Regions from separate parts of the Homo sapiens genome. Here region 1 is linked to region 2. A link is a loop called in an ENCODE intact Hi-C map of the cell type or tissue named here. Cell type or tissue: endothelial cell of umbilical vein. All regions are shown on one strand. Each heading gives the region's core, and the rest is flanking DNA. Links, peaks and the distances in the headings are about the cores only. Region 1 has its middle 160 kb from the start of PPP1R3A. Region 2 holds the start of MDFIC (MyoD family inhibitor domain containing).

Region 1 (16,087 bases), core at 3,868-11,867, 840 kb before region 2:
TTAGCACTAGTTTATAAACCTTTAGAAAGAAATAACAAAGGGTTGACAAGAAGTCCAGGTTTGCCTGGGGGAGTGGAGGCAGGAACAGCAATCTTCCATGAAATAAGTGTTCCAGCTCCAGTTTAGGCAATACATTTCCAGAAATAATCTGCTCAATATGTAATCAAGAAAAGTTCTGAGGACACTTACTTTGAAATGCAAGAAATTTGGGAAAGAGTTTAGGTAGGCAGCCATCTCTGGACTCTGTTTCCCAACTACTTTTAATGAAAAGACTCCAAGAAATATCACTTCATAACAAAAATCCATACCCAAATTCTTCCTTTGGGAAGAATCTTGGATTAGGGGACCTTTAAGCTCTTATCTAACCCAAAGATTATGATTCTAAGCTATTAAATATTGACAGACAAATAATGTGGACTCAATAAATATTTGCTGAAATGAATCAAACTGAATTGAATTCAGGAAGTAAAAGGGTTTATGTTTTATGACTATAGTTTATCTAATTCTCACAGTCAAACAGCTGTTCGAACTTCCTTTCCTTTGAAAGTCTTACATATGCTCACCACATTTCCCTGCTAAAATCTGCAAGGTAGAGCTCATCTTACTAATCACATTTTAGAGGTCAAATTGCCTTCAATGTTTCATTTTTGCGTGTCCTTTTCCCAATAGCATTATGTCCCAACATAGAGTTTTCATATCCTTTATCTAAAAATAAATTACCTGAACTTGATTGCATATAGGATCATGGACTAATGAACATGGATTTTTGCTTAACAGATACCCGATTTTTTCTAGCAAGGGTACTTTATGATTTATGATCCTTAATGACCTAGTTATTTGAAAAAACCATAGAGGGTATCAATGAGTTTTCTTCAATTGGTTAAAATATCATACATTTCTTTCACTAGTTCAGACATCTTTGTCTTTGATCCTGATTCACAGAATTTAGTGAGGAGGTGGAAAAGAGAATTGTTACAGAAGATGAATCAACAACATGATGGACAAAGGATCATAGAAGTAATAAAAAGAATTTTTTTAACTTCAAAAAAAAAGTCAGAAAATGTAAGACTCTTTGGCTACGGAAATGAAATCGCGCTTTAGCAGAAATTTATCTAATGCACATCATATATTCTTATGACAGGAACTATATTTATGATCATAAAAGCACTAATAATATTCTGTATAATAGTCTTGAAGTAAACTCAACAATGTACTTGCCATTCATAGTTACCCTATGAATATTATCAAAATAACTAAATAATGTGCTCACATTGTATATTCCTGTTATGGAAATTATTTTATATGCCTATTTAACTTTACTAGTTTGTTTAAATCACAAGACAATCTTGCTATTATTAAAATTGATTACATAATCAATATGATCAGGATCCATAAATGGCTTTCTATGGCTTTCCACGACTTAAACTTTTCAAAAAATTATCTAGGCATAAAATTATTTTTTGTTTTTATAATATATTATGAAGACAGAAGCATATTTATTAACAGATTAGGCAACCCATTGTCTTAGTATGTTTATTGTAATTTGAGTTTAAAAATTTATTGATTTGTTAATTTTTGCTAAACTAATTTAGAACTTGCCTTGACATTCTCCATTGAACTACTGTAACTGTGCTATAACCTAATTAGAAAAATCTCAGGAGACAATGATTGTTTCTTATGTTTAAATATGAACTAGGAAAGTAGTCTTTCTCAGTTTATAGATTGTTTTTACTCATTTACCTAAGACAAGACTGACAGTTATCCTGTCAAGGTAATCAAAGCCTAAAATGTTTTTTTCTATATTATTTTTTTGATAGACATATATAGGAAGTTGACAAGTAAAAATGGATTATATAGCAAGCCCAAAACTTGGAATGCATTTTTTCAGAAACAATGTTGTAAATGGTATTCAAATACCCTGCTAGTTAATGAAATGTACTTATCATATGTAGAAACGCTATTTGCTTATATTACAGAATGTGCAATACCACTCTTTTCAGTAAATAAAATAAAAAGTAAAGACTGAAATGTAATTTTATCTTTAATGTTTGTACTACGCTTAAGATAAATCCAGTTTTACTAGAGGATATTGATTGGAGGTAATTCTAAAAGAAACCTGAAATTCTACAACTTAAATATAACTTTTCTTATCATGGTTGCTTTCGCTATCTATTGCTGTGTAACAACTAACCTCAAATTTATCAGCTTTAAATCAACAAATATTTATTAGTTCATAGTTTCAAGGGTCAGGTATCCAGGAATGGCTTACCTGAGTCGTTCTTGCCCAGATTCTCTCTTGAGGTTATTAAGCTGTTAGCCAGGGCTCCAGACATCTCAAGAAGATTCAGCTGGGAAAGAAGGGTCTGCTTCCAAGTTCAGTCACATGGTTGTTGGGAGATCTCAATTCTTCTCTGGCTATTGGCCAGATAGTATAATACTATACTTCCTTACCATAAAAGTCTCTCTAGAGGGCTGCTTAAAACACAGCAGCTTGGCAGATAAAGTGATAGAGAGAGAGATCCAGAGACCTAAATGAAAGCCACCATCTTTCATAACTTAAACTCAGAAGTGCCATACTGTCACCTAGGCCTTATATTATTAGCCACAATAACAGAGCCTGGAACTATTGTGCCTGGAATTGGTGGGTTCTTGGTCTCACTGACGTCAAGAATGAAGCCGCGGACCCTCGCGGTGAGTGTTACAGTTCTTAAAGGCTGCGTGTCCGGAGTTTGTTCCTTCTGATGTTCAGATGTGTTCGGAGTTTCTTCCTTCTGGTGGGTTCGTGGTCTCCCTGGCTCAGGAGTGAAGCTGCAGACCTTCGCAGTGAGCGTTACAGCTCTTTAGGCGGCGCGTCTGGAGTTGTTCGTTCTTCTCGGTGGGCTCATGGTCTTGCTGGCTTCAGGAGTGAAGCTGCAGACCTTCAGGGTGAGTGTTACAGCTCATAAAGGCAGTGTGGACCCAAAGAGTGAGCAGTAGCAAGATTTATTGTAAAGAGCGAGAGAACAAAGCTTCCACACCGTGGAAGGGGACCCCAGCAAGTTGCCACTGCTGGTTGGGGCAGCCTGCTTTTATTCTCTTATCTGGCCCCACCCACATCCTGCGGATTGGTAGAGCCGAGTGGTCTGTTTTGACAGGGCACTGATCGGTGTGTTTACAATCCCTGAGCTAGACACAAAGGTTCTCCACGTCCCCACCAGATTAGCTAGATACAGAGTGTGGACATAAAGGTTCTCCAAGGCCCCACCAGAGTAGCTAGATACAGAGTGTCGATTGGTGCATTCACAAACCCTGAGCTAGACACAGGGTACTGATTGGTGTGTTTACAAACCTTGAGCTAGATACAGAGTGCCGATTGGTGTATTTACAATCCCTGAGCTAGATATAAAGGTTCTCCAAGGTCCCACCAGACTCAGGAGCCCAGCTGGCTTCTCCCAGTGGATACGGCACCGGGGCTGTAGGTGGAGCTGCCTGCCAGTCCCGCGCCGTGTGCCCGCACTCCTCAGCCCTTGGGTGGTCGATAGGACTGGGCGCCGTGGAGCAGGAAGCGGCGCTCGTCGGGGAGGCTCTGGCCGCACAGGAGCCCACGGAGGGGGTGGGAGGCTCAGGCATGGCGGTCCCGAGCCCTGCCCGCCGGGAAGGCAGCTAAGGCCCGGCGAGAAATCAAGCGCAGCGCCGGTGGGCTGGCACTGCTGGGGGACCCAGTACACCCTCCGCAGCCGCTGACCTGAGTGCTAAGCCCCTCATTGCCCCGGGCCGGCAGGGCCGGCTGGCTGCTCCGAGTGCGGGGCCCGCCAAGCCCAGGCCCACCGGAACTCCAGCTGGCCCGCAAGCGCCGCGCGCAGCCCCGGTTCCCGCTCGCGCCTCTCCCTCCACACCTCCCTGCAAGCTGAGGGAGCCGGCTCCGGCCTTGGCCAGCCCAGAAAGGGGCTCCCACAGGGCAGCCGTGGGCTGAAGGGCTCCTCAAGTGCCCCCAAAGTGGGAGCCCAGGCAGAGGAGGCGCCGAGAGCGACGGAGGGCTGTGAGGACTGCCAGCACGCTGTCACCTCTCACTGTGTGGGAGAGGACTACACAAGGGTGTGAATATGGGGATAAATGCAGACTATCTTGAAGGGTGATATCACAATGGCATATTTCTTTCTGGTCTTCTTTTGGTACATTTTTATATGCTATTGTTCCACCAAATAATGTAACAAAAGCGTTTTGTCATTAAAACATCCCGTAAATATTATTTTAGTACCAAGCTTATATAGTGTTGACCTTTTATATTTCTCCCAAATATGTACTATTATAAATAATTCTATGATAAACAGCATTTGCATGAAGCTTTTCTGTTTCTATTTCAGATTACTTCTTTTGGATTGCAATCTAGCTTTGGGACTAATTTTAACAGCCTTAACACAAGTTGAGAAACTGCCTTCTAATTGTATCAATTTAACTTCCAGAGGAGCGTAAGAGTGTTTCACTGCTTCCTTATCCAGGGACTTTCAAAGACTTAAAAGTTAATAACACTAGTTTTTTTGTTTGTTTGCTTTTTGCTTTTTTAAATGTTCATGTTGTTTTCATTTCTTAATTTCTTACATGAGTAGCTCTGCTCTTAAACATAGCAACTATGATGTGTGAGTGTGTGTATGTGTGTGTGTACTTGGAAGAGCATGGAAGAGAAAAGATGATTATTGAGAAATGCTGAGTTAAATGAAAAAGAATGAGAAAAAGAGAAGGAATTTTGAGGGAAAATAATTTATAACTGAGAAAGTATTGCTAAGTCTATGTTTATATACTGAGGTGGGAGTGATGAAAAAGAAGAGGCGTAGAAGGAAACTGGTATGCACCTTGATGAAACAGAAAAAGGTGGTTAGGGCCAGGCGCGGTGGCTCATGCCTGTAATCCCAGCACTTTGGGAGGCTGAGGCAGGCTGATCACCTTAGGTCAGGAGTTTGAGACCAGCCTGGCCAACATGGTGAAACTCCATCTCTTCCAAAAATACAAAATTAGCTGGGCGTGGTGGTACGCCTGTAATCCCAGCTACTCAGGAGGCTGAGGCAGGAGAATCGCTTGAACCCGGGAGGCAGAGGTTACAGTGAGCAGAGGTCACACCATTGCACTCCAGCCTGGACTAGAGTGAGCCCCTATCTTGAAAAAAAAAAAAAAAGAAAGAAAAGAAAGAAAAAGGTGGTTGGAGGAAGAAAGAGACTGGGGAGTCCAATTTCCTGTGATTGTCTCCCGGGAATATGATGGCCCAGGATAACTTGCTTACTTTACTTGAGAGTTAGAGAAATACTGAGAGGAAAACGTGTGAATTAACTGAGAACATTTATGTTCTTTTACTTTCATTCAGTTTTTAAATTTTCTTTCACTTTCTTTCAGTTCCTATTATAAAACTATTTTCCTGTGGTAAAATAATGACAAATTAAAAATAATCTTTTTATAAAAGTGCATCTGTGTAAGAGTAACATAAATTAAGGGATTAACGGAGTCCCTCTTCATAGTTGTTAAACCCACCATTGTATTTGATATTATCATATTTTTACCCCAACTTCATGCTTTTGTCAAAAGAGTATAAATTTTCTGAGGCAAGTATTTGGCGAAGTGTATATTTTTAGTCAAAAGATACATTGTTAGATTTAATTTTTTAAGTGATTATCAGAAACAAAAAAATAGGACTGTGTTATTTTCTTACTGTAGCCTTAAGAAATGTTTTCTCTGGTCTTACAGTGTCCTGCGTAAACCTCTATGTTATAGTTTATTGAATTAATCTACTTATAATATCTTATTTCCTTCATTAGAATGTGAGGTTTGGGTATGGACCTAATCCTACATATCTTTAATTCCCTGAATACCTACCACAGTGCTTAATATATAAATATTTGTTGAGCCATTAAGTAATGCAGTTGGGAATTTGAATGCCAGATTTAATATACCTTTATAGCTATCTGCTAAGTTATTTAATATGAAAATCATCAGTTATAACTATTTTAGCCAGATGTTTGGATAGCAAAGCAGATATATGGATTTGCTAAAAATGATACACAGTAAAAAAATATATCTGACAATGTTTACAGTATTTTACATATAAAATATATTTGTCTGGGGCATGATTTTCATTCATTCATTCATTCATGCCAAAAAAGACTATTAAATATCTCATATTTGCTAGACATCTTTGTTGCACCAGACTGAAAATTTAAGATTTGACTCCATTGACCGTAGGGAACCTTTGCCTGATTCTAAGGGACATGTGTTTTAGATGCGTCTTAGAAAGCAATGAGGAGGATGAACTGGAACAAAGAGAGACTGGAAGTAGGAAAGGTGATTAGACAGCAATCAAGAGTGACCACATAAAAAATTATAAAGACTTGAGGTAAGGTAATAACCATAAGGACAGATGGAAGAGGACGATGGAAAAAATAATAGGTAACAATGAACAAGGACTAATGCTGCTTGGATTTGAGAAGATGGAGGAGTTGGCACATATGACTTGCATTGCTTCAGCTTTAGGGACTGGGTGAATTAAGGTACCATTAACTATTAACCAGGTGGCATAAAAAGCAGCTGGCCAAGGAGAAAAGAGAGCAAATTGGTACCATTGCACAATCCAGATGGAACTATCAATAAGCAATTGAATACATTGATCTGGAGCGCATGAGAGAAATATCTGTGGAAAAATTTGAGTTGTTATTGTGAGGGTGGTGACAAAGATCATGGCAGAGAGAAGAAAAAGGAGGAGGAGGAAAATAGAGGGAAATACAGAAGGAGAATGAGAAGGAGAAGAAGGGGAAGGAAAACAGGATAAATGACTGAATCTTTTTATGATTTGTTACAATTATAACTTCTGTGTGTTCTATGGGTAAACTACTATGATTATAGGAGCCATATGGTTATTAAAACAAAATAAAAATCTGCACTGATGCAAATCTTGATATAGTCCTTTTTTTGCTCATAGCTTTTAAAAAATCAAAGTTATATTTTGCCTCATAGCCTCATGTTAGCCTTTATTTCTTAAAACTGTAGTGAAGGTAAGCTGCTGATGAGATTATGGGTTTCTCCTATGAGTCCCTGAAGAAAATTAACCCTGAAAAACATCATAAACTGTGGTTTGTTTTAACACCTCTTGCCATCAGCTTTTCTATGATGAACACTTGCAATGAACCTCTTTACACTATCGAAGAAACCTTGTAAAGTCTAATTGACTTTCAAGAGAAACGAGTCATCAGAATTTTTTTCTCCTGTGTATTACAGTGGACATGACATGACAGTTAACATCTTCAATACTGTAATAAAATCCAAGGCTATTGCCATCACTGAGCCACATCAGTTTTGATGGATGTGAAGAAACTGTAAAGACATAGAGATGTATGGCAAAAAAAAAAAAAAAGAAAGAAAGAAAAAAAAAACATTTTCTGGAGTAACAGGAACCTGATTATATGTTTAGAAACACAAAATAGTTCAAAAGCTAGTGGAGTTTTACCAACTAACTAGCTGTGTGGGCTTCCTCCATGCCTGGGCTTTGCTTAATGATATTTAAAATGAGGAGATTGGACTAGAATATCTTGACGTTTCCTTCAGTTATAAAATTTCATAGTAATTCAGAAACATACCATGTCTAAGATTAATTTCATGTTAGAAACATTAACAGACAAAGAGCTCTTGCATCAGGAAATTCCACATATTTGAATCAATGTGTAAGAAGAAATTTAACTTTGCTTTCTCTTATATAGACTATGTCTCAGAAAAATGTAAGATCTATTAAATTGAACCATATTAAATTGTCATTTGTGTTGTTCAAAGTTGGTCAAATAGAGACAAATTTATATGATTCAAGTTAACATCATTATTTTTAGTTGATGTGTTACTAACATACACAAGCGATTAGACTTTATTTTCATTGATTTTTATTTTCTGGAAAATAGAAATTTGGTAATCAAGTCCTTAACACAGAAAGGGGTACAACATTCTAGTGAAATATTTTAAGATCCTTAGAAATATAATATCAATACTATGCCATTGGAGGATTGGAGGGTTGTGAAAAACAAACAAGCAAACAAAAAACGGAGTCTTCACTGCTTGATGGAGGCTTTTGATTCAGTATTGGAATTCTTTATCCAGTAGTTATCCCCTTTCTATATTCATTTGGATAAAGCTTTCCTGGGTATAGAACCCACTTAGCCTGCAAGATTCCATCCCAGAGCAATTGATCTTTGTCTCTCCACCAAGATCAACTAAAACTGGAACCTAGTATTAACTGCCTTTCAATCAAAGTTTTAGGACACTCAGAGCCAACCTCTTAGCAGTGATATGCTGTGGTTACGTTTTTTCAAGATTAGATATATACCTACTAACAATGAACTAGGCTACATTAGAGAGAGAATTAAGTGTATTGTTCACTGGAGGATATGGGTAGCCCCTGTTGTTGAGTCTCCATGGTTCCTGCCAGCAGCCTAGGAGAAGCTAGGGGCAGGGCAGCGGAAATCTGCAGGCCCATAGCTGATTCCAAAGGGCTTTATGTGAAGGCTGGCAGATGTGGAGAATTTTTTTAATCTTCTGAAGATGAGAGAACCCGGGTAGAAGTGTGGGTTTATGAACAAATATTTATTGCTTCAGGGTCCAGGTAAATTCAGGGTATATGCTATAAAAACACAAATGAAAAATATAGTCTGTGACTTTTTTAAAAAAAGTTGGGAGAGCTCATTAGGATTTATTATAGGTCCCAAATTTTGTAGTCCCTAAGCTTAACGACAGATGGTGGTGTAACTCCACCAATTTCACAATATCTCCATTCAGTCTGATGTAACATAGATTACCCTTGATTTGACTTCGGTGAAATTAGAATTTTCTCTTTTCCCTAAATGTGTCAGGGAGGAGAATGGGGAAAAGTCGTCTAAAAGGAGTCTGCTTATTTGCTCATCTTCAGAAAACTGTAGTGGATGTGAAAACACAGGAAACTGATATGTGACTGTTTTTTCTGTGTGAAAGGAAAAATACCTTGCATTTAAGACTTTAGTTACAGGCTATTTGAAGTGAGTAGCACAATTTTGAAGATGTTATTTATAACAGGAAAAAATAGTAATTTAAAAACACCCCCTTTCCTTTCTCCCAGCGATTTCTCCAAGTCAGTTGAAATTTAAGTACAAGTCACAATTACAGAGATAAAACGGCTCTGAAAGAGAAAAATGTAGTTGTTGTTTGAAAGTGTTGGAAAAAACAGACTTAAGTGTGTGAAAAATTATATTTTTATAAAAAATAACTGAAAATCAAAGAGGTTCACTGGGAGAAGCAGTAAACTAACATTTCTAATTTGTCATTCGCGTGCGTCGCTTTCCTTCATCTTGGCTATACTTCCTCTCATCTGCGGTGTTTTATTTCGCGCAAGATGCGCTGACAGAGGCCATTTCAAACGAATTTATCTTTCACTAGGACCGTACTAGAGCAGTGTCTCGAATTTTGTTGATTTGTGGTTTCGTCGTAAAATAAACTTGAAATCAAATAAACTTTCGTGAGGAAGCTTTGATGTCCACTTGGTGAAACTCCTCATTCACCCAGTTGAGCCGTTGAACTTTCTTCTGGAACCTCTTTAAATGACTTTTGCCGATCCACGTGCTGCAAAGAAGACCTGAACCGTGCCTATGACCCTGCGCGGCGACTACAGGGACAGAATTTGGCTTTCCTTCTCTTTCCAATATGCAGCGTTTCGTTTAAAGGCTGCCTCGATCCAGTGGGCTGACCAGTGACTTGTGCAAAAGAAAACTATTCGATCGCTGTTTGCCCTTTCAGCGTTTTCCTCGGCTGCGGAAACCCGGTTTTCCTATTATTATACTTCAACTTTTTTTGGAGTCAGCTAGCACAGAGCGCTAAACCCCGGCCAGTTCCAGCAGCAGCCGAGGCGAACAAAGCCTGCAGTGTTCGGGGCCATGCTGGGGCGGGAGTGGTGGACGAGTTCAAGGAATTGCAAATAAATATATTTTATGACCACCCATCAACAAACTACGTGCCACCGTGGCGGCCCCTGGTAGCCGGGCCGTGTCTGCAGTGTGGCCAGGGGCGGGGGCTGAAAAGGAGGCGGCCGGAGAGGCGAAGCGAGCTGCGAGCCCCGGGCCTGAACTTTCACCTCTCGAACCCGGGCCCAGCCCATTGGCTGCAGCCGAGGGGTCCACCGAGGGCAGCGGCTCCTGACAGGACCTGTTTTCCCAACTCCCTGGACAGCTTCCCTGCGGGATGGGTTGGTGGCCCGGGGCATGGCAGCAGGCGAGGAGGAGATAATGGGGGCGAAGTTGAGCGGGGGCACTTGGGAGCTGCGGGCTCAGTTTCACTGAGAAAAAGGCCCCGGAAGGGTACGCGTCCACTCTATAAATATATACTCCTCCGACTGAGATGTCCTTTCGCACCTCTTGGCTATCTGTACTCTCCAGAAAGGAACGTTAGAGGCTGCGAATTTCACCAAAACGTTTCTTTGTGTACAGAAAAGTGAAAGGCTAACTAAACTCGTTCCTCTCCAAGTCTTGAGACCCTAACCCTCCTTCTCCTCGTTGGGAACTTGATCTTCCAAGTGGCCCTAGCTCTTTTACAATAAACCTTTCCCGCTCACTTACTCGGTACACCTGGAGAGAAAAGGGAAGTCAGTGGGGTCGATGTACGCGGGGGAAGAAGAAGAAAAAGAAGTGAGAAGCTGTCCACCTTTTGATTGTTCTATTCCCTTCATTTATAACCCCCCTGGAAAGGTACATCCCCAGTTTTCCAAGGATTTCCACGTCGTTTACTCTTCTTTTTTCCAAAATAGTTTCAAGTTTATTCAGAATCCGTTTTTATTGAGGTTTCCTAGTGAAGCATAAACGCAGATTACTTAACATAAAATTATCCCCACCTTTCAAAAGGGCGAGGTAGGGCCATTTGGGGCTGGCGTTTTCTAATGATAATGACTGTTCCTCCTTCTGTCTCTGCTCCCACTTTTAAAAGATTCGGATTATTTGTCCACTGTTCAGCCTGCATTTCAAAATAGACGATTTAAAAAAGAGTGAGAACACAGTCTGTAGGCACAGCACTTGAGGACTGCCGGAGTTGAAAAGCTCAGGGAAAGAACCGCAATTCAAAGTCCAACTCTACCTCGTTCCTCTTCCTCCTGGCAGGGGCCATCTTCCCAGGGCCAGCCCCATGGCTTTTTGACTTAATTGGTTTCACTAAAAAAACCCTGACGGTGTGTTTACCGACGTGGGTGCCAGGGCTGCTTCCTCCCTGGGAGAGCCGCGGGTTCTGAAGGAAAGGGTTGGTGCCAAGTGTGTGTGTGAGCTCGCGACTGCCCTTTAGAGAAAGGGCGCGCTGCTCTTTCAGGAAAGGAAAGATTCAAAGGCACAAGTTAGTGCGGTTCGCCCGTCTCCCCAACCACCACCACCCCTCCCTCTTCTGCCACCGGAGGGGTTCAAGTTGGCCGTTCTTTCCCCAGGGAGGAGGGCCGGGAAGCAGCCGGGGGCCAGGCTCTGTTCACCACGGCCTATTGGCCGCAGCTATTTGGAGGAAAGTTTCAGCGCCTCTCGGAACGCCACGCTTTGCGACTGACTTGCGAGCAAAGCAGCGGGCTCAGTCTGCGGCGCGCGGAAAAGGCGGCCGGCGAAGAGTCGCCCGGCCCGCGGGCAGGGGAGGGACCGGAGGGAGACGGCGGGGAGGGAGCGCTGGCCCCCCTCTGGGCTGGGGCTCCGGAGGAAGCCCCTCGCCAAGATTCCGGTCGTGCGTCCCCTCCGGGGCCCGCTCTCTCCTCCCTCGGCCTTTCCCCTGTCACCGCCCTGGGTCCCAAGCAGGCCGCCCAGCCGGGTCACACCCGGTGGATAGAAGCCGGGACCCAGGGCTGGCGGCTGGGCCCGTGCATCCCCCACGCGGGCGCCTCGGCTTTGAAGTGCGCGCGGAGCAGGCTCTGACCGTTTCTTCTTTCCTTTCTTTCCGGTTACTTTTGCTCCCCTCAGTCACTGATAGGACCCTTCCCGAAAACCTCAGACTCTCTAAGTCCCAGCTTGGCGGCCCCTTCCTTCCAAGCCGCGCCCCGGTGACCTGGGCTGCGCGACCACGAGGAAGCCCGAGAACTCCTTGGCCCAAGTGAGACAGGAACCAGGGCAACAATGAAGAGAAAGACACTCGGCCTCTCTCCACCCCAGGCCGCAGAGGCGCACACCGTGAAAAGAAAGGCCAATCAGCGCTTTAACGCACGCTCGGGTCTCCCTTTCCGACTACCATGTACTTTTAACTCCCTGCCACCGAGGGCTTTGGATCCCTTCGAGGCTTTCTGCACTTCAAGTGGAATCCCCTGTTTCATTTGCCAGCAGCTCCGTCTGCTGAGAGGACGTACTTTGGGGACTGCCAAGAAGCAGCAGACACAACTCGGCTTTGCCAATACAGCATACGGTTTTGTTCTCGCCTCCCTCCCCACCCCCTTCCCTGACTCGCCGTCTGGGGCGAGCTGGAGAAGGCGGAGCAGGAGGTGGGGAGAAGGGTGGGGGTGGGGGAAGGTCTGGCGTAGCACAAACAAGTTCTCCAGCGGGTTGTTTACATAGCAGGTGGACCTGACGTCAGCCAGGAGGCTCCGCTGCAAATCCGAACAATATTCTTCCCCGCGTTTCCCCCTCCTTAAAGAAGTTAGGGAACGGGGGGAGATAGGTGGACGGGGGAGAAAGGCATCCTAACCAGCTGGTTCCAAACCTATCAACAACAACAACGACAATAACAACGCAAAGTAAAACAAAACAAACAAGTGGTCCGGCGGTACTTCAGAATCCTCTGCGGCGTCCTGTCCCCCACCCCGCCCCTCCGAGGAGAGGCAGCCCCGCGAGCAGTGTGTGTACAGTTCGCATTGCCAACAACACGCGCGCGCGGCCGGGTGCGCGCGCCTGCCAGCGCACATTCACACACACAGACACACAGACACACACACACACACACACACACACACAGATCCGGGTGGGGGGAGCGGCTGCGCGAGACAGCGCGAGCCTCCGAGAAAGCGCGAGACACGCCGGCGCGTGCAGCTCCGCGGCCGCCGCTTCGCCCTAGCTCTAGCCCCGCGCCACCCGCAGCCCGCCCGCGAACGCCCGCCCCGGTTATTTATGCGGCGGCCGCGTCCGCTGGCTGCGGCTTCCTCGGCCCCCCCCCTCCCCGGGCGCGCCCCCCACTCGCGGCAGCAGCTGCCCGGACTCGCGCGTGGGTGTGTTGTTTGGGGGCTTCTGCCTCGCCGCCGCGGGTGCCACCTCCCGGGACGCTGCCCACGGCGTCCCCGGTCGCGGTAAGTTTCTTGGCCCTCACTCTGGCGCGCTACACCTCCGCACCCCACCCTGTCCCAGCCACCTCCACGCTGGGCCGAGCTGCGACTTTACTCTGCTCCGCGCTCCTCCCGCGGTGGCGACAAAGTTTCGCCCCAAAGGCAGCGCCCTGCTTGCCGGGGCGAGTGTGACATGTGTCAAATTTGGGCTCGGCGTTGGGGTCGCATTCCGGACCCAGCATCACCACTTGTTGTTCTCTTTCATTTTGCTTTGTGATGGGGGAAAAAGGGGTGGAGAGGGGAGATTTGCTGTTGGCTCACGGATGATTTTTAGTTTGGATAATGCAAAATGTTGCTTCGTCCGGAGAGACCTCGGCTGGAGGAGAATGTGTGTCGAAACACCAGATGTGTGTTTGTTTACTCTCTTCTTTTTAATTGTTTGTTGTCTTTTCCCCTTCCTCCCCGCACCCCCACCCCCAACCTCGGGAGGAGAAACAACAGTAAAAACATCTGGCGGTTAGAAGCACACACTTTATTGATCCAACTGCTGACCTTTATTTACTCAGTTGGGCAAGTGCACGCTTCTCGCGTCTAAGTTGGGCACTTCAGCGTTCATCTCAGAAGTACTTCTCCAGGAAGGAGAGAGATGGAAAGGGGACACTCCTGTTTCTGGAGTCAAGAAACTCCTGGGCCCTACTGACGCTTCGGGATAACCGTGCACAGGGATGACTGCTGCCTTGATCGCGTTCCTTTCCCTGTCCACGCGTTAGCACGACCGGCTTCCCCCGGTGTCTGGCCTGGTTTTACTTTTATTCCGCTTTAGAGAGGTCGCCTGGCTGTTTGTGGGTGGGTTTGGGGTGAAATCGCACCTCGCGGCACTTGGTGAGGGGACGTGGGAGGAGCGCAGACACCTTTCGGTGATAGGGAGGGCTTCTCACTTGGCTGTTACCTGGAAGTCCACAGTGGCCCCGGCGGGCAGGCGGGCGGGCAGAGCGCGGGTCCGAACGCCCTTCGCGCTCGCGGCGGCGCACGTGCGGCGGCGGCGGCGGCGCCGGCGGCGCGGGCGGGACCCACTGGGTGGCCGCGCGCGCCACCCGCGCGTTTTCTGCGCGCCTCTGCCCACCCGCGAGGCCGCAACGCGCCCTGACACCCGACCTCAGTGTGGACCCTCACTTGCTGTGGGTGTTGGGGCCTCTCTAGAGCAGGGAGGAAAAGTTACCCTCACTATTCTCAGACTCTGGAATCTCTTAGGTAAGTCTCTTAGGGCACCTGGCGCATGGGGTGACGCTTTGATTAGAAGGAACGTGAGGGGAAGAACGGGTGCAAGTCTGGGGATTGGAAAGCGGAGCCAGTGCGCGTTTTGCACAGGGATGAGTCAAGAGAGGTCGACCTGGCCACCGCTTGGGACGCTCCGCAGAATCCGGAATCCCCAAAGACCTAGACCCATGTGTGTATTTGTTTATTCAGCTTTTTAACCAACAGATTTAAACCACTTAATAGCTGCTATCTGTAAGGCTCCTGTTCCCCCCATCTAACCCCCCCTCCACACACATACACACTTTTTTTTTTCCCCACCACATATTAAAATCCAGTAAGTTTCTTGATCTTGAGGATTATTCCTGGAGTACTCTTCGCTCCCTGGTGGGCAGGCTTTGGCCATGCAAGGTGCGCTAGGTGGCCTGGGTGAGTTCTCAGAGGAGGATGGAGGGGGAAAGGGTACGAAGGACCTGTGGGAGTGTGTAAGGTGTGTGCATATGTAGTCATCGTGGATCAGGAGTGCTTAAAGAGCTACCTCCCAACATGTCCAGAGTCTACTTGGAAGAATACTTAAGTAGTAGCAGGTAAGCCCAAGGGAGAAAGTGACGCCCTGTTGTCAAGCAGCTGAAGTGGACGTTTTCCAACTGGAAGTACTGGGAGAGATTTACTTTTAGAAAACAAAAGTTTGCCTGTAAGGCATATCTTTGCAGGCTCTCCTAACTCAAATAGTTTGTTTAGTCAGCAGCAGAGGCAAGAGAGATGTGTTTAATAGCAAGTCTGTGTTAGAGGTCAAAACTGAAGTAAAGATGAGCTTTCAGTTATTTTCATCTTCAAGTTTGCATTGTGGCATACCTTGGGAAATGTTTTATGTTGTCAAGGGGACTGTTTATCTTTTCTGTCACTATGAGTTATGGATCAGTATATTCCCAGTGTACTGGAATTTTTAAATGTAGTGTTTGTTTAATGTTGTTAAACACAATTAATTTACAATTTTGATTTATTTGTATCTATATTAAAAGAGTGGGTATAAAATTATATAAACTGTGATCGTTAGGGTCATACAATTTCATATCAGTTTTAGAGCTTTTTTAACTTACAATTTTGATTTATTTGTATCTATATTAAAAGAGTGGGTATAAAATTCTGTACACTGTGATCATTAGGGCCAAACAATTTCATATCAGCTTTAGAGCTTTTTAAAGGCCCCTTTTCTCTTGCCTGCTTAACTTCTTTCCTTTTATTTTTATTGCCTAACTAGACTCATATTCAGTCGTCAGTCTAGTTAAATGCTTCCTTACGACACACACTATTTCATTGTTATCTAAAATTAAGTGAAATAAATGTTTAATTATGATTAAATATACTAACTTTGAAAGAGGAGACTAGAAACCTGATGAAACATCCCTGTAGGTGAGAAATGACACTCAATTTAAAAAGATCATCTAAAAGTTCACTTTTAAGTACAAAAAAGAATGTTAGGATTTTTAAGGGAATAATTTTTAATTCAACTTAAATATAAGTACAATGAATACTTTATAGTTAGGTTGTTAAAATGTTACCACTACCGTGTATATTAGAATAAATACAGCAATAAAAGGA
Region 2 (14,749 bases), core at 6,750-14,749:
TTTTAAGGGACTCTGTATATGGGAGTGATTATAATGAATGCTAAGAGATGGACTGGAGCTGCAGAGGTATTGGGACAGACATATGTCATCCTCAAAAAAAGGTTTTTTTGATGAAAGAACTGAGTTCCTTCAGGAATTCAAGAGTAAGATTGCGTTTCTTCTTGATAGGGAGAGAACAGCAAAATTTGAATACTTAACGTTAGCACACTGAGCCTAAATCGTCTCAATTTCACTGTTCCTAAAGACAAGTTGTATTGGTTTCCTGTGGCCACTGTACCAAATTACCCCCAAAATTTGTAGTTTAAAAGAACAAAATATTATTCTCCCAATCATAGAGACCAGAAGTCTGAAATTGAGGTGTTGAAAGGCCATCCTCCATCTGGAGGCCCTAGGGGAGAATCCACTCCATGACTCTTCTGATTTCTGATGGTGGGACAGCTTCTTCTGCTTGTGGCCATTTAACTCTAACCTCTGTGTCCATCTTTATGTCACCTTCTCCTCTATGTCTGTCTTCTCCTCTGTGTGTTGCTTATAAGGATAGTTGCCATTGAAATTAGGGCCTACCTGGATAATCCAGGAGTATCTCTTCATCTCACAATATTTACCTTAATTACATCTGCAAAGACTCTTTACCCAAACAGGTAACATTCACGGGTTCTGAGTATTAGGACATGGACATATCTTTTAATGAGCCACCATTCAGCTCACTACAACAGTCTATACAGATTGAGTATCCCTTATTCAAAATGTTTGGGACCAAAAAGATTTTGAATTTTGGATTTTTTCAGATATTGGAATATTTGCATATACATCATGGATATCTTGGGGCTGGGACCTGAGTCTTAATATGAAATTCATTTATGTTTTATAAAGACCTCATACATGTAGCCTGAAGAGAATTTTATATAATAATTTTAATAATATATGTGACCTGTCACATGAGCTCAGGTGTGAAATTTTCCACTGTGGTGTCATGTCGGTTCTTTGGATTTTGGAGCATTTTGGATTTCAAATTTTTGGATTAGGGATGCTCAACCTGGGAGAGCTTAGGTAAAACAAACAAACAAACAAACAAAAACCTCACCTTTGTATAGATTTGCTGTTTCAACCAAAATTTTCCAGTGCTGCTGATCTTAAACACAGCCAAACTAAGTAGTCCCTTCTACCTAATTTTAGGTATTTTAGGGATATGTGTAAGGTACTCCTCCCCCAGTATATATCCCTACAACATCTTCATTTCTTCTGATAATTTTATTACATTGCCTGATAATCTATCAATACAAATTCATGTAACACTTTTATTATGATGATGATTATTTTTGGCAGTGATGGTGGTAGCAGTAGTAGTAAAAGTTGTCATAATGATGGTCATAGTCATTATTTTGAAGCCCTAGAGCAGAGTTGAGTTAATCAGCACCTTGGTATATGGTACATTACCTTCACTGGTCTGTGCAAGGCCTCCCTTTTTATGCCTATGTTTGTCTGCATGTATTTATTTGTTCTCCCTAATTCCCAGTCTCAATTCTCTTCTTTGTCTCCTCATAGGTTAGCATTCTCAGATGTTTATGTACGTCCTTGTTTGTGTGTGTTCTTATAAAATGTGCTCTGTTTTCCCTGCACGTATTTTTAGTTATTAATTGGTTCTGAACAAAAATTACATTTTGCTTCTTACATGTTTCACTAAGTATCATTTTTAGATCTATTTTGTTTCTACATGTGTTTATCATCTGTTCCTTCTAATAGCTACACAATACCCCATGCTCTTCGTCTACATAATCAACTTTCTGATTTCCAAAGGATGGCTGCCTAGGTTGACTTCAGCTCCCTGCTATACAAATAGTGTGGCAAGAAATAACCTGTCTATGTCTCCTTGTGGTCCTAAGTTCATTTTTGAGGGTCTGTGAAGATAGAGACGTAACTGTTGGGGGTAGAATTAAGAAGATCATGAGTTATTCATATACTTGTATTTAACATGTAAAATCAAATTTATTCCGTATAATGCTTGGCCCAGATTTGCACACTGTCTAAAGTTGAGAACCTATGGTAACAAGAAAAGAATATAGAGCTGCAAGTGCCGGGGTGACAGATGGGCTGTTCGAAGTAGGAGAGAGAAGAAGGATGGGAGGTGGAAGGATATTCAGGAAACCTTCACTTTTTCCCGGAGTTCATTATAGGTCCCATGCTTGGGTGAACAATATACAGTCATGCATAGCTTAATTGATGGGGGTATGTCCTGAGACATGTGTCACTGGTTGATTTCATTGTTGTGTGAGCATCATAGAGTGTACTTCAACAAACCTAGATGATATAGCCTACTACACCCTTAGGTGGTATGGTATAGTCTACTGTTCCTGGGCTATAAACCTGTACAACAGGCCAGGCATGGTGGCTCACGCCTGTAATCCCAGCACTTTGGGAGGCTGAGGCAGGTGGATCACGAGGTCAAGGGTTCAAGACCAGCCTGGCCAAGGTGGTGAAACCCCGTCTCTACTAAAAATACAAAAATTAGCTGGGCGTGGTGGCAGACATCTGTAATCTTAGCTACTTGGGAGGCTGAGGCAGGGAGTTGCTTGAATCTGGGAGGCAGAGGTTGCAGTGAGCCGAGATCATGCCACTGCACTCCAACCTGGGGGACTGAGCAAGACTCCATCAAAAAAAAAAAAAAAAAAAAAAAAAGAGAAACAAAGAAACCTGTACAACATGCTACTCTACTGAGAACTGTGGGCTATTGTAACACAATGGTAAGTATCTGTATATCTAAACAAAAAAAAAAGGTAGAGTAAAAATATGGCGTAAAAGATAAAAAACGGTATGCCTGCATAAGGCAGCTCTGTTACAATCTTATGGGACCACTGTCATATATGCCATCCATTGTTGATTGAAACATTGTTATATTGCTCATGACTGTAGTTTTGTTGCAATCCTGCTTTTTAGATTTAGCATGTATTTCTTAATACAAAATTTGGAGAAATACGGGCACTGATTCAAATGTCACAGTTGATATTTTCTTTCTTTATCTGAGAATTTAAATGAGTTTAGGGGTTATAGTAACAAAAGAATCCTCATCTTCTACACCATTTTAAACATTTTTGTCATGATCATCATGCTAACATTATTTTCAACTGCAGTTTCAGCAGATCAGTCATTATTTTCAGGAGCTCCTTGTATTTAAAATTTTCCACAATTTTCATTCTCCTGGTATATCTAGGTTCAGTTTCTAAGTATGAAGCAAATGTCTACTTATTGTCTACTGCATATGTTATGGCCATTTTCATTTCTGTCTTCAGTCATGTTGCTTTTATCTGACAAGTACCACTGTATGCCTTAACATCTCCCTCCCTTCCTTTAAAACACAAGAAGGAAAGTACAGTGACAGCAAGGAGAGACCCTGAAGGCCAGTGCCCCAGGCCAGAGAAGTCAGCCAACTGAAAGGGACACTAACTGAGACCTTGGAGAGGACTAATTCAGCAACAAGAGATTTTATGCCTGGTTCTTTGGTTACCCATTCACAACAGAAAATCTTTGGAACTTCAAAATATAACAACAGGCATGACCTTACTTCGCCATCACTTAGAAATGATGGATTCATTTACGTGCATTATCCAGATAGCTGGAGCAAGAAGCCTGGATGACAAGAAATTTAGGCTCCTAAGACTGGCTCTGTAATTAATCCACGAACTGACCTTTGCCAAGTCATTTAACTTCTCTGGGGCTTTCACATTTCTTTGTCTTTGTAAGTGTTATTTCCATCTGGAATTCCCTAACTTCTTTGACAGGCAAATTTACTCATCGACAATACTCAGTTTGGTATTATCGTCTTTCTGAAATGTACCCTGACTCTCCCCACCTACGCCTGAGCTGAGTTAGGTAAGTGCTACTTCCTTTTTGCTCCTGCAGTATGGTAAGTGTTTGTGACTGTTCTGCTGCTACATTGCTGCCTTCTTCTGCCTCTGGCCTTATAGACTATGAACTCCCAGAAGACTAAAACAGTATTTCTTCTATACTTGAAACTCTAGTGTCTGGCATGTGGTTTGACATGTAGTAAATGTTCAACATATGTTTGTTGAACCTAGTAAGTAAACTTTATGTCTTTGTATTTTTCTATATGTTAAATGAAGGAGTTGGGTAAGACTGGTGATTTTTAAACTTTTAAAAAGCGGAAGAACCAGTTGTTTCAGTTAAAATTTAAGAGAAGGACTAATACATTATGGAGAAAAGGAAGAAAGTGCTCTACTCTAAGAGCAGGGTTCCAGAAACCTGCGCACCTGACCTTCCCTGCACCTGATTGCACCTGACACAGTACTAGGAGGTGGAGGAATGCGATCCATACAGCTTGGCCTGGAATTGTGATTGCTAATTTCCCTTGCAGCTGTAAAATTGTCATTCTGTGGAATTTACTCTTTCAAGTAGCAACCTTTTTTTAAAGGAATTTTTGAACATGTTTGAAAGAGTTTTTCCTGGAATGTAAAAAGATTGACCCGACCCCCTAAAAACAGAATATAGCACTCACATAACTAACTGACTCTTTCCTTAATGACTCAGGCTCATTAGGAACATTGACTATTTCACGAAGCTGAATTCACAAAGGCGTTGTTACAACATGTTTATTTTCCTGTATCTTCCTTGTCTGTCAGCTGTCATCTCTCCTGCTGTCAGTTTTTCTGACCTAATAGCTCCCTTAGCTAATCCCTTCTCCTCAATCTTCCTGCGCCCTAAGTTTTCTTCTTCTAAAACAATGTGAGCTGAAACAGTAGAAAATAAAGTTTGATTAGAGGTGTGTATTCACAAAAGAACAAGTAGGATTTGAGAAGGATTATGTCTTTTGTGTTGGCAGTTTCTGAACATCATGAAGGTTATTTTAGGTATTTAGTATGTTGCTGTTATTTCCTGGTTTCTAGGTCATTGGGTTTGGGGATTGCCAAAGTGCTGCTTCTAACATAAATTAGGTAAATATATTTTCCAGAAAAACTATCCTTGATATAATCTGGGAATGACTCCTTAAAGGATTCAAAGCATTTAAAAAGTTTTTTTTCTAAACAAAGAAACAAAGTATTTGAATGTGAACCTTTAATGTATGTTTACTTATAAATCATACCCAAGTACTTTTGTAAGAATGTGCAATACACTGTATAAAAACATACTCAAAAGTAGAAATTAAAAATTATAACATAAAAACATATATAAATGCTCACTCTGATATTTTCTGCCCACATTTCAGTAGATTGTCTTATGCATCCCTTGGAATGCCCTTACAATTACACACCCCAGTTGTAGACCTCTGGTTTAGATATCTGTGTATGGGGATTAATTTTGACTTTACTAGGCAAATAAGCCTCTGCCCAAGTGAAAACTAATTTAGCTGCTTTTCAAGACATCAAATCAAATTTCTTTATCTCCAGAGCCTAATATGTGGCCTAGCATATAGTAGATGCACAATAAATGTTTGATGAATGTTTAATGAATGAATGATGAAGATTAAGTAGTCCATAAGGATGCTTTATAAACTCTTTTAATTAGTTCTTTATTTTATTTGCTTAGCTCATGTCAGACCTCTTTCACAATGTGTTCACATATTATTATATCATCATTAGTGTACACATCACTAGGCAGGAATGGTTGTAAGGCACACAAGAATTTCAAAGGCAAGGGGCTTTGATCCGGGGCTAGGACATTGAGTTCCACCGGCAGGCTGATACCCCTAAAGAATTTCCACCTACGCAGATTAAGATAGCTTAAGACATGGCAAAATCTAGCTTAATAAAGACAACCCAGGGGGATCTGGGGTAGCAAGTGGGACACTGACAGTAGTAGTACTTAAACAGTAGTGGTTCTCCAAGCCAAGCTGATAATGGTATTATGTCACTGGGAAGGATGTGGAGAAAAGGAGAGAGGCCAGTAAGGATACACGTGGATTGAGTTCCAAGGCACAGCTGCGTCTCAGGGCTTCTGCTTTTACTCTGCACACTTGCCTTGGACATTCTTATAACCTGCTAGTCAGCAAAGTACCATGTATATGCTTATAATCCAGTCCCATGTCCAGCAGCCTATGCAGGACAGTTCCAATTAGCTGTCTCACACATGCTGCATCATTTGCATGATTAGCTCAGCAGCTTTCCCCAAAACTGGCCTCTCCTGAATGTTTTCATCTCTGTAGGTCATACCACCACCATCAACCTGGATGCAGAAAGCTGGTAGTTGCTCTCGATTCCTCTAGCTTCCTCATCCTTTATCCCTATCTACTTGGCTCCATTCCTTCTGCCAGCCATCAGCCCTGGCCTCCAAATTGGACTCCCTAGATCCACTCTCAGTCCTCCAAACAATTTTACGCATAATACCAGAGTGGCTTTTATAAACAGTAATTTAGAAAATATGTCTCCCCCTGCTATAGTCTGAATGTTTGTAGTCCCCCAACATTCATATGTTGAATCTTAATCACCAAGGTGATGGTATTAAAAGGTGGAGCCTTGGGAAACACTTGTATGTCTTTTTTTTTTTTTTTTTTTTTTTAAGAGACAGGGTCTTGCTCTGTTGCCGAAGCTGGAGTGCAGTGGCCCACATAGCTCACAGTAACCTCCAACTCTTGGGATTAAGTGATCCTCCCGCTTCAGCCTCTAGAGTGGCTGGCTACAGGAGTATGCCACTATGCCCTGCTAATTTTTTAAAAACAATTTTGTAGAGATGGGGTCTTTCTATGTTGCCCAGGCTGGTCCTAGAGTGCTGGCCTCAAAAGATCTCCCTGCCTCAGTGTGAGCCACCACACCTGGCCTCTTGTGTCTTTTTGTAAGGACATTAATTCCATTCATGAGGGCTCCACTCTTATGACCTAACTACCTCCCAAAGGCCCCACTTACTAACACCATGACATTAGGGGCTAAGATTTTAGCATATGAATTTTGGGGAAACACAAACTTTCAGTTCGTGACACTGAGTGAAAGAATGAGAGATGAACGTACTGGAGTGCTTGTCAGTAAACAAATGAAGCAATCAGAACAAGCAAGTGCAGCCAGGGATGTGGGAAATGGGAGGCGTGAGGGACACTCAGGAGCCCACACTTAACTTCTGGCATATCAGACACCAGGTTAATGGCATTAAGACCACTTCTAGGTCCTCCAGAAGGAAGACCTGAGTTACCTAGGGATGCAGGATAGCCTGGAAGAGAGACAGACCTGAGTTCTAATCCTGAAGGTACAATCCTGGCAATTTACTTATAGGGCCGATGGAAGAATTCATTGAGATCATTTGCGTCAGGTGCATGGCATGACAAACTGGTATTTTGATATGACCCTTTTGATACAGTCATTATGCCATGCTCAGCTTTACCCATCAAGATGCTTCCGTGTATAATAGTAATAATAGTTGATACTTTTGAACACCTTTTCCCTTGAGAGTCTTCCAAATTTTATAGGAAAACTACCTTACTTAGTGCTCAAAAAGAAACTCTATGAAGAATTTCATTCTCATATTATGAGGCAACCAAGGTATAGAGTGGGTGACTAACTGTCCAAAGTCACACAGCTGAATGAGGTACAGTATTTGACAACCTTGGTGATGCTACCCTACAGCTTCTCATTTGCTCCTAATGTTATTTTAATTTTATGTCTTCTCCATTAAAGATTTTAAAATTTAATTTAAGGAATATCTATGGAATCACCCACCACGTGTGCAATATTAAGGACTGTGTGAAATTAAATGAACAAATACTTATCATTGATTATGACTTTCTAGAAGAAAGCTGTAACTTCTTTATATTATTGGACTTTAACATCTTTGTGAGAGAATTTTAAAAATAGGGCAAGGAATGATACAGGGATAAAACAGAATTTTCCAGAGCAGGTAAACAACTCCTTTGAGTGCAGATGATGCTGCAGTGAACTCTGAGACGTCCTAAATGTTTGTTCTCTAGTGGTGATGAAGTCATCTTCAGAACTGATCTGCTTCCATCAGACAAATTCCAAACAGTCCAGGCTCCTAGATAAGTTTTCAAGAGAGGTAATGCACTTGATTTCATACCATTTCTGAAATCTCCAAGTGAAAAAAAAATGTTAGTTATGTGTAATGGGGCAAAATGTCATTTGTCTTTTTGGGGAGAATGGTCTGAATGACTGTCATCAGCAACTTTGAAGGCTGTTTTTTTTTTTTTTTTTTTTTTTTTAAATGGAGTCTTGCTCTTGTCGCCCAGGCTGGAGTGCAATGGCACAATTTCTTCTCACTGCAACCTTTGCCTCCTGTGTTCAAGCGATTCTCCTGCTTCAGCCTCCCAGTAGCTAGAATTACTGGCGCCCGCCACAATGCTCAGCTAATATTTGTATTTTTAGTAGAGATTGGGTTTCACCATGTTGGCCAGGCTGGTCTCGAACTCTTGACCTCAGGTGATCCACCTGCCTCGGCCTCCCAAAGTGCTGGGATTACAGGCGTGAGCCACCGCTCCCGGCCGAAGGCTGGCTTTTTTACCATCATTGAAATCAAGTTAGAATGCACTGTCTCTTCATAGGTAACAAGTAAATCTTTGTAATCAATTGGAATAAATTCCAATGAGCTTTTTGAAAAAATGAAATTTCTGGGATATTATTAATGATGCACATAGAAAGACAGTGAATCCAATGCACATTTTCTTCAGTTTTGATAACGTTACTGTGATTCCTCGCTTGTCCAAAAGAATCGAAGAATGAGTTCGTTCTAGCTTTCTACAAATGAATTCTGCATTTCATTCACAATGAAATAAAAGAGCAAAAGTTATCTGAGTATACCACTAAAGTACTATATATCTGTAAATTACTTTACACTTGCTATCCTCGGCTCATCAGATTAAGCTACAATCAGAATGTCTCATTTATAAACGGAAAGTTGATCAGCTTTTTACTTCCGACCACAAGTTTATCTCCCCTCAGATACCACTGATCCAGTGAGGCATTTAGCTTGCCATAGGCCAGGCTGGGGCCAGTACCACGGCATCCGCAAGGGTGCCAACCTTGTTTGCCTGGATGCCTCCAGCAGATTCGCGCAAACTGCAACTGGTTTTACATCAGGAATACTGTTTGACCAAAGAGTAATTTAGGAGCCAGAGATGAAGTGAGTAAACGTTCAACCGAGGGGTCAAGGTTTCAAACGCACACGTTCTCTATCCCACCAGGAAAGTTCGATACTGTAACAGTGTTTTCGTTTTTCCTTGTCCACCCTAAAGGTTTTCGTCAGGATATTCCCAAAGCCTCCGTCGGTCTGGGGGCAGGAGTAGGGAGAAGGGATGAGGTGACTTTTTGGGCGGGGTGGGGGGAACGTCTGGGCAGCCAGGGACCTGCCCATTCACTCCCCTTTCCCAGCCCCGGGAGGGCGCAGCGCCCGGGTGGGGAGCCCGAGCCAGCCCAGGCCGGCTCTGGCCTCCTGACCCAGACAGCGCAGGGCGCGAGGGATCGCGCGGCCGAGCCCGGGTCGCGCCGCTCCCAGCATCGGGGCCGCTAGCCAAGAGTTCGAGGCCTTCCCGATCCGGATGTGATGAAAAAGAGCAACAGAGGGAGAAGTGTTTCAGGATTGTAGGAGTGGAAGAGGGGAAAGAGAGGCAGAGAGGGGGAAGGCCCCCTCGCAGGGGAGCCGGCTGGAGTGAGCTGGCTGGAAAGAGGGGGCGGAGTGCGCGGAGTCAGAGCCGCCACCGCTGCCGCAGTTGCCGCCACTGCGGCGTCTGGGCTGAGCCGGAGGGAGGCGGGAGGACGCGCAGGGGCGGCCGCCGCCGTCGTCAGGCCACCGGGGCGAAAATGCGGCCGCTGCCGGAGGCTCGCTAACTTTCCGGGGCGGAAGAGGAGGAGGAGGAGGAGGAAGGGGCTTGGAGCGACTACGGGGGGATGCGGAGGTAGGTAGTGGTCTCCGGGCGGGGAAGAGGAGGGGTTTGATCCCCATCCCCGGGGTTCTCCCAAACCCGATCTCTCTTTCCAGCCCCTCCCCGCTGGGTCCACCTCGGACCCCTGGGACCCCGCCGCTGTCAACTTGCGCTGTAACAGTTTTCTTCGCAAGTTTCAAATCAAAACTTCCCCGGGGTGGAGTTTGAGGGAGGGAAGTGGAGGGGGAGGGAACGTCCCGCAGGGGTGGTGTGCTCTTCTCTAAAAACATTTTTTTTTTTAATTTTGTATATTTTTCCGCCAGAAGCAGTCAGTTCCCTGCACCCAGCACCTCACAGCCCTTCCTCCGTGCGCCCTGCCGGGCGGCGAGCTAGGCGGCAGCGGCGCGGCGCGGGCTCGGCGGAGCGGCCCATGTCCGGCGCGGGCGAAGCCCTCGCTCCCGGGCCCGTGGGGCCGCAGCGCGTGGCCGAGGCGGGCGGCGGCCAGCTGGGCTCCACAGCCCAGGGTGAGTGCGCGCTTGCAAGTGGCAAGCTTCTTTGTCATTGTTGCATTTTTCAGTTTGCTCACAAGTGCACAGATAGGGGTGGGGGGAGTGCTGTGAGGAGGGGCTCCCACTCGTAGTTGAGAACTTTTGCACAGTTCGCGTTACTCAGGCAAGTTCTTCAGGATCCTTGCCCTAGATCAACAACCGGGTAAGAGGGCGGGAACCGTTGGTCCCTCCACTCCCCCTTCCTTTGGTTGCGAAGAAACAGGATGACAGGATTGCTTCTTTCTTAAGCATATGCATGTTTGGGCCTAAGACTCAATGTGTAGGTTCTGAAGCGCTTCTCCTCTAGGTCTCTTCAGCAGATCCAGGACTGCCGCAGCTCTCTGAACAAGCGTGCACTTACTCCATTTCATCTTTCTGTTTCTTGTTGGCTCCTCTACCACCCGGTTGATAATTCAGGTTTCTGTGACCAGTAGCTTTGGAATGGCTTATGCTTGTTTTCAATAACTGGTTTGTTTTGAAATAAATAAACAAGGTTTATAAGAAACACTTTCCAAGAATGAATTAGCTTCTTTGTGTTCTTCCAAAGTGTAAACACACACAGCCTATAAAATACTCTTGTGTCTGGGAAACTTCCATAACAAGCTTCTAAACGAGTTGAACCTTTCTTCTCTTGAAGGCAATATACTTTAGGTTTCCATTGGTGACAGAGAGGAAGGTTCTTAAACTTCTAATGCATTTTACTCTAAGGATGGTTTTGAGCTAAAGAATTCTGTCACTGATATATCAGAACTAAGTAATTTTTCCAGTGCTCAAAAACCTAGCATATACCCCTGATTTTAGGCATAAACTGATAGCTTTATTTCCCACTTGTACTAATGTAGTGAATCTTAGGGATTTTTTTTAAGGCAGCAAAAATTGGAGAAGGAGTTAACTTTCAAGCTGCAATAGGTAAAAGCAGAAAACATCTTGGTTAAATTAAAATGTTCTGGCACCCAGGGCTGTTAAACTGAATTACATTTATCATTATTTTTTGCCTCTAAATGAGTGACTCAGCTTTCTAAACAGAAAATAAAAATGATTAACTGCAGAAAATCAGAGAACTAGAATGATAAACATATGTTTTCTGAGAAGCAGCCCGTGTTCTCCACCTTGTATTGTCAGCACAATCATTTTCCTGTCATTAGGCATGCCCTTAGTAGTCATATCGACTCATTGATGGGCTGTTTATGCTCACACTTGAGCTGCTAATCACAATTGTTAAACCAGGCTTATGTCAAAAATCAACATCAAACACCCAAGGAAAATAATTTGACCTGGAAATAGCTAATATCTACAATATCCAACTTTAATAGTTTGCATTTCTAAAATCATCTGGGAGAATGTGCAGTGGTACTTAATGTACCTGTGCATTAGGATGCTGGATGGTGTCATGTGATCTGAACTTAAGAACCCGAAAATCTAGAGTGGCCTGAAGTACATTTGTTGGGTACAACACACGTTATCAGTGTAGAAACTCTTGGGTTATATTTTACCTGAAAATTGCCTTAGCTTTAGCAACATAGTTATACATTTTTATTATTATTAGTTTAACTTTGATCCAAAACTTTCTTTAAATAGGGATCAGTTTAATTTAAATATAAAGTTGATTTTTAAAAAGAGAGTCTGCAGAATCTTGTTAAAATATGATGTCTTAAACAGGCAGATGTCATAAGGTGTATTTAAAGAAAGAAATTCTTGGAGCAAATGGTTAGAGGAAAGCTTCAAGGGAAGCTTGGTTAGGTTGGTTTTATTGATAAAGACATTTGTGAAGAAGCTTTGCTCGAAGGCCACTCTACTCTTAAGCCTTTTCTCAAGTTCTTTTATCCTCTTGCTTCTGTCCTTGGATTCTTTATCATCCTTTCTGAAGAATAGCTTAATAATTCTACGGTAGGATATGGCTGCTTAGTTAACAGAAACCTAATTTTTAAATTCTTTATATTAAAGTCAGTAAGAAAAGTGGAATTTTAAATACAAATTAACAGAAAAAAATATTATTTCAGGAACATGAAGGATATGATCAAGTCTACCCCTGCAAAGTTAAATATATATATATAGGTAAATAATGACATTACAAGCTCTACATTTATTACTATACTATATTGTGATGAGCTATCCATACTGTTAACCAAAGGCATGAAACATTACAGTTGAAAGTAATTTTGGGGATTCTCTAATCTGAACTCCACATCAAGTCTAAAATTCAATTCTACATCCTTTTAGGTGTTTTGTTAAAAACCTGTAGTGAAGCCCATTCTAGTATTAGCATTAAGAATTAGAAAGGTTGTCCATATTAAGAGCATACTCTTCCTCCTTAAAGTTTCTACCTTTTTGTTGTGGTTCTGCAAGGCTTTCTATTGTTTTGAAAGCATTAAAAAGCATTACAAATCTTTCCCATGTGTTTTGAAAATAGTTACAGAGCAGGGACATAAGCTTACATGCTCCAGGCTGTAAGAGGGAACCAGGATAGATGTCAGACAGTATGGAGCAATGGGGATTTTGGGGAACTGGAGAGCTCATGGGCCAGGAAACAACATTCCTCAGTTTTAGCTAATTGTTGCCATGTGGGTTAGTATCTTCAGATATTTCAAGTGATACTGGAAATCCAGATTTTTATGTATCATCTCTCCATTTTTAAGAGTTTGCAACTAATTAAACACCAATTTTGTGCAGGCCAAACAAAACAACCACAACTGTAGGCTGGATATGGCCTCTGAGCAGCTAATTTGTGATCTCTCATACAGAAAATAGAAAGTAAACATGTAATTTAAAGCTATATTCTTATTTGTTACTACCTTGTGAAATATTGATTTACTTTCTCATGCAAAGTACTTGTATACATGTCTTGATAGGTGAAAAGCCATTTCAGTTATACTTTATTTTAAGAGATAATGGATCTTGTTTGTGTGGTCCCTGTAATTGCCATTTGTCCTGGTTTGATTAAACATTTTAAAATTCGTGTTATGGAACCACATTGAAAATGTAAGTATTTGCCCTTTGGTGCAATAGTTACTAGAACTCCTATAATCCAAAGAGCCTTTGAATTAAGTGCTTCTTTCATAAGTATGGGATTTGTAACTAGAGGGGTCTTTAGAAATAATTTAATCCAACCCGCTCATTTTTTAAATAAGGGAAAGGATGTCCAAAGAATTTAAGTGACTTGCCCAAGGTCTCATACACAGTCAGTAGCAAGAAATCAGGGTAGAAGCACAAATTATAACATAAATTGTATGTCATTGTGATAAATGCAGTTGAAGTAGAGAATCAGTTCAACTTTTTTATAGGGCTGGATGCATTGACAATAGGCTTGGGATATTGTGAATCACTTGAGCTTGTTCCCATCCCTGTATCTTTCCCCCAACCCCCCAAGACATTGCATTTGTCAAGACGTAGATCGTTGGACTCTGAGTGCTAGAATATATTTTAATGTGATAATGTGTGATTTAATGCACTCTTCTCTCTTGGGAGAGTCCTCTTGAGACTATTAGGCGGACTTTTCTTAGCAGGATGCAAAATGCCAGTGAAGTTAATTAAAAATAATCTAAAATAGAAGCTGGGGAGAAAATCAAGTTGAAATTACATAAGAAGAGCTTTGATTTAGAAGCTTAGCTGAGTTGTCAGTAGTTTATAGAGGCTAATCAGATTTTCTTTTTGGGAAGCCAGTTTATTTCAATGTATATAATGTATACTTGTACATATCTGTATTCTTCTATTTTTATCATATTATTTTATCCTTTTGATTAAGGATGGCATTTCACAAAATGTGTCATCTTTGAACAGCTTCTAATCCTGGTTCTCTACTGGGGACAATTTTGCTCTTCAGGACACATTTGGCAATATCTACAGGCATGTTTGGTGGTCGTAATGGGGGTGCTACTAGCATCTAGTGAGTGGAGATCAGGGACACTCCTGAACATTTTGTAATGCATAGGATAGGACAACCTTTACAAGAAAGAATCACCAGTAATGTTGAGATTGAGAAACTGCTATCCTTGAGGCAACTGACGTTTTTGGTTTCATCCCAGACTTATAGAATTAGGATCTCTGGATGTAAGAGCCAAGAATCTGCATTTTAATCAAGCTCCAGGTGCTCCTTAACTCTAGTTGAGAATCATTGTTTTATGGGCTTTAATCTCTAAAAGGATATGTTATAGTGATAGACTTTTAAAAACAGTCCTTTTTTTTTTTTTTGGAGGGAAAGACTTCAGAAAGCTTTTTAAAAGTTCACCTTTTCAAGTTCCAAAATTTAAATTGTTATCACTCCATGTAAACTCTCTAATAATCCTCTCTAAGATTTTTTGTCATACGCTTCAATTCATCCTCAAAATACTGCTGCATAGTCATCCTCAAAAAAGCTTATTTATTTTCATAATTATATGCACTATAATACAAATAT

The links. A loop is a pair of places that touch in the nucleus more often than their neighbours do. Peaks named below come from ENCODE experiments on the same cell type or tissue, not always from the same donor. Only the 100,000 strongest peaks of a DNase experiment are listed, where the experiment ranks them.
Region 1: a loop joins it to region 2, with 4 times the contacts of the local background. A loop is called at or near these places in 11 of 110 quality-filtered maps.

The regions. Positions count from the first base shown.
Region 1 is chr7:114,073,357-114,089,443 of GRCh38, forward strand. It overlaps a transcript of FOXP2 not described here. Among named protein-coding and RNA genes, the nearest start is that of PPP1R3A, 160 kb to the left of the region's middle. In endothelial cell of umbilical vein, for the core only: a CTCF peak has its summit at 8,741; DNase peaks (open chromatin) are centred at 8,775 and 9,605; H3K4me3 peaks cover 679 bases; H3K27me3 peaks cover 4,564 bases.
Region 2 is chr7:114,912,796-114,927,544 of GRCh38, forward strand. MDFIC (MyoD family inhibitor domain containing) reads left to right here and starts at 9,299. Exons shown (of 5, transcript NM_001166345.3): 1 at 9,299-9,841; 2 at 10,132-10,332. The coding sequence starts at 10,239. RefSeq lists an enhancer at 3,508-3,597 and silencers at 9,239-9,378, 9,709-9,758, 9,769-9,948, 10,179-10,318. In endothelial cell of umbilical vein, for the core only: no CTCF peak of the experiment used is centred there; DNase peaks (open chromatin) are centred at 9,606 and 10,546; H3K4me3 peaks cover 1,649 bases; H3K27ac peaks cover 1,172 bases; H3K27me3 peaks cover 201 bases.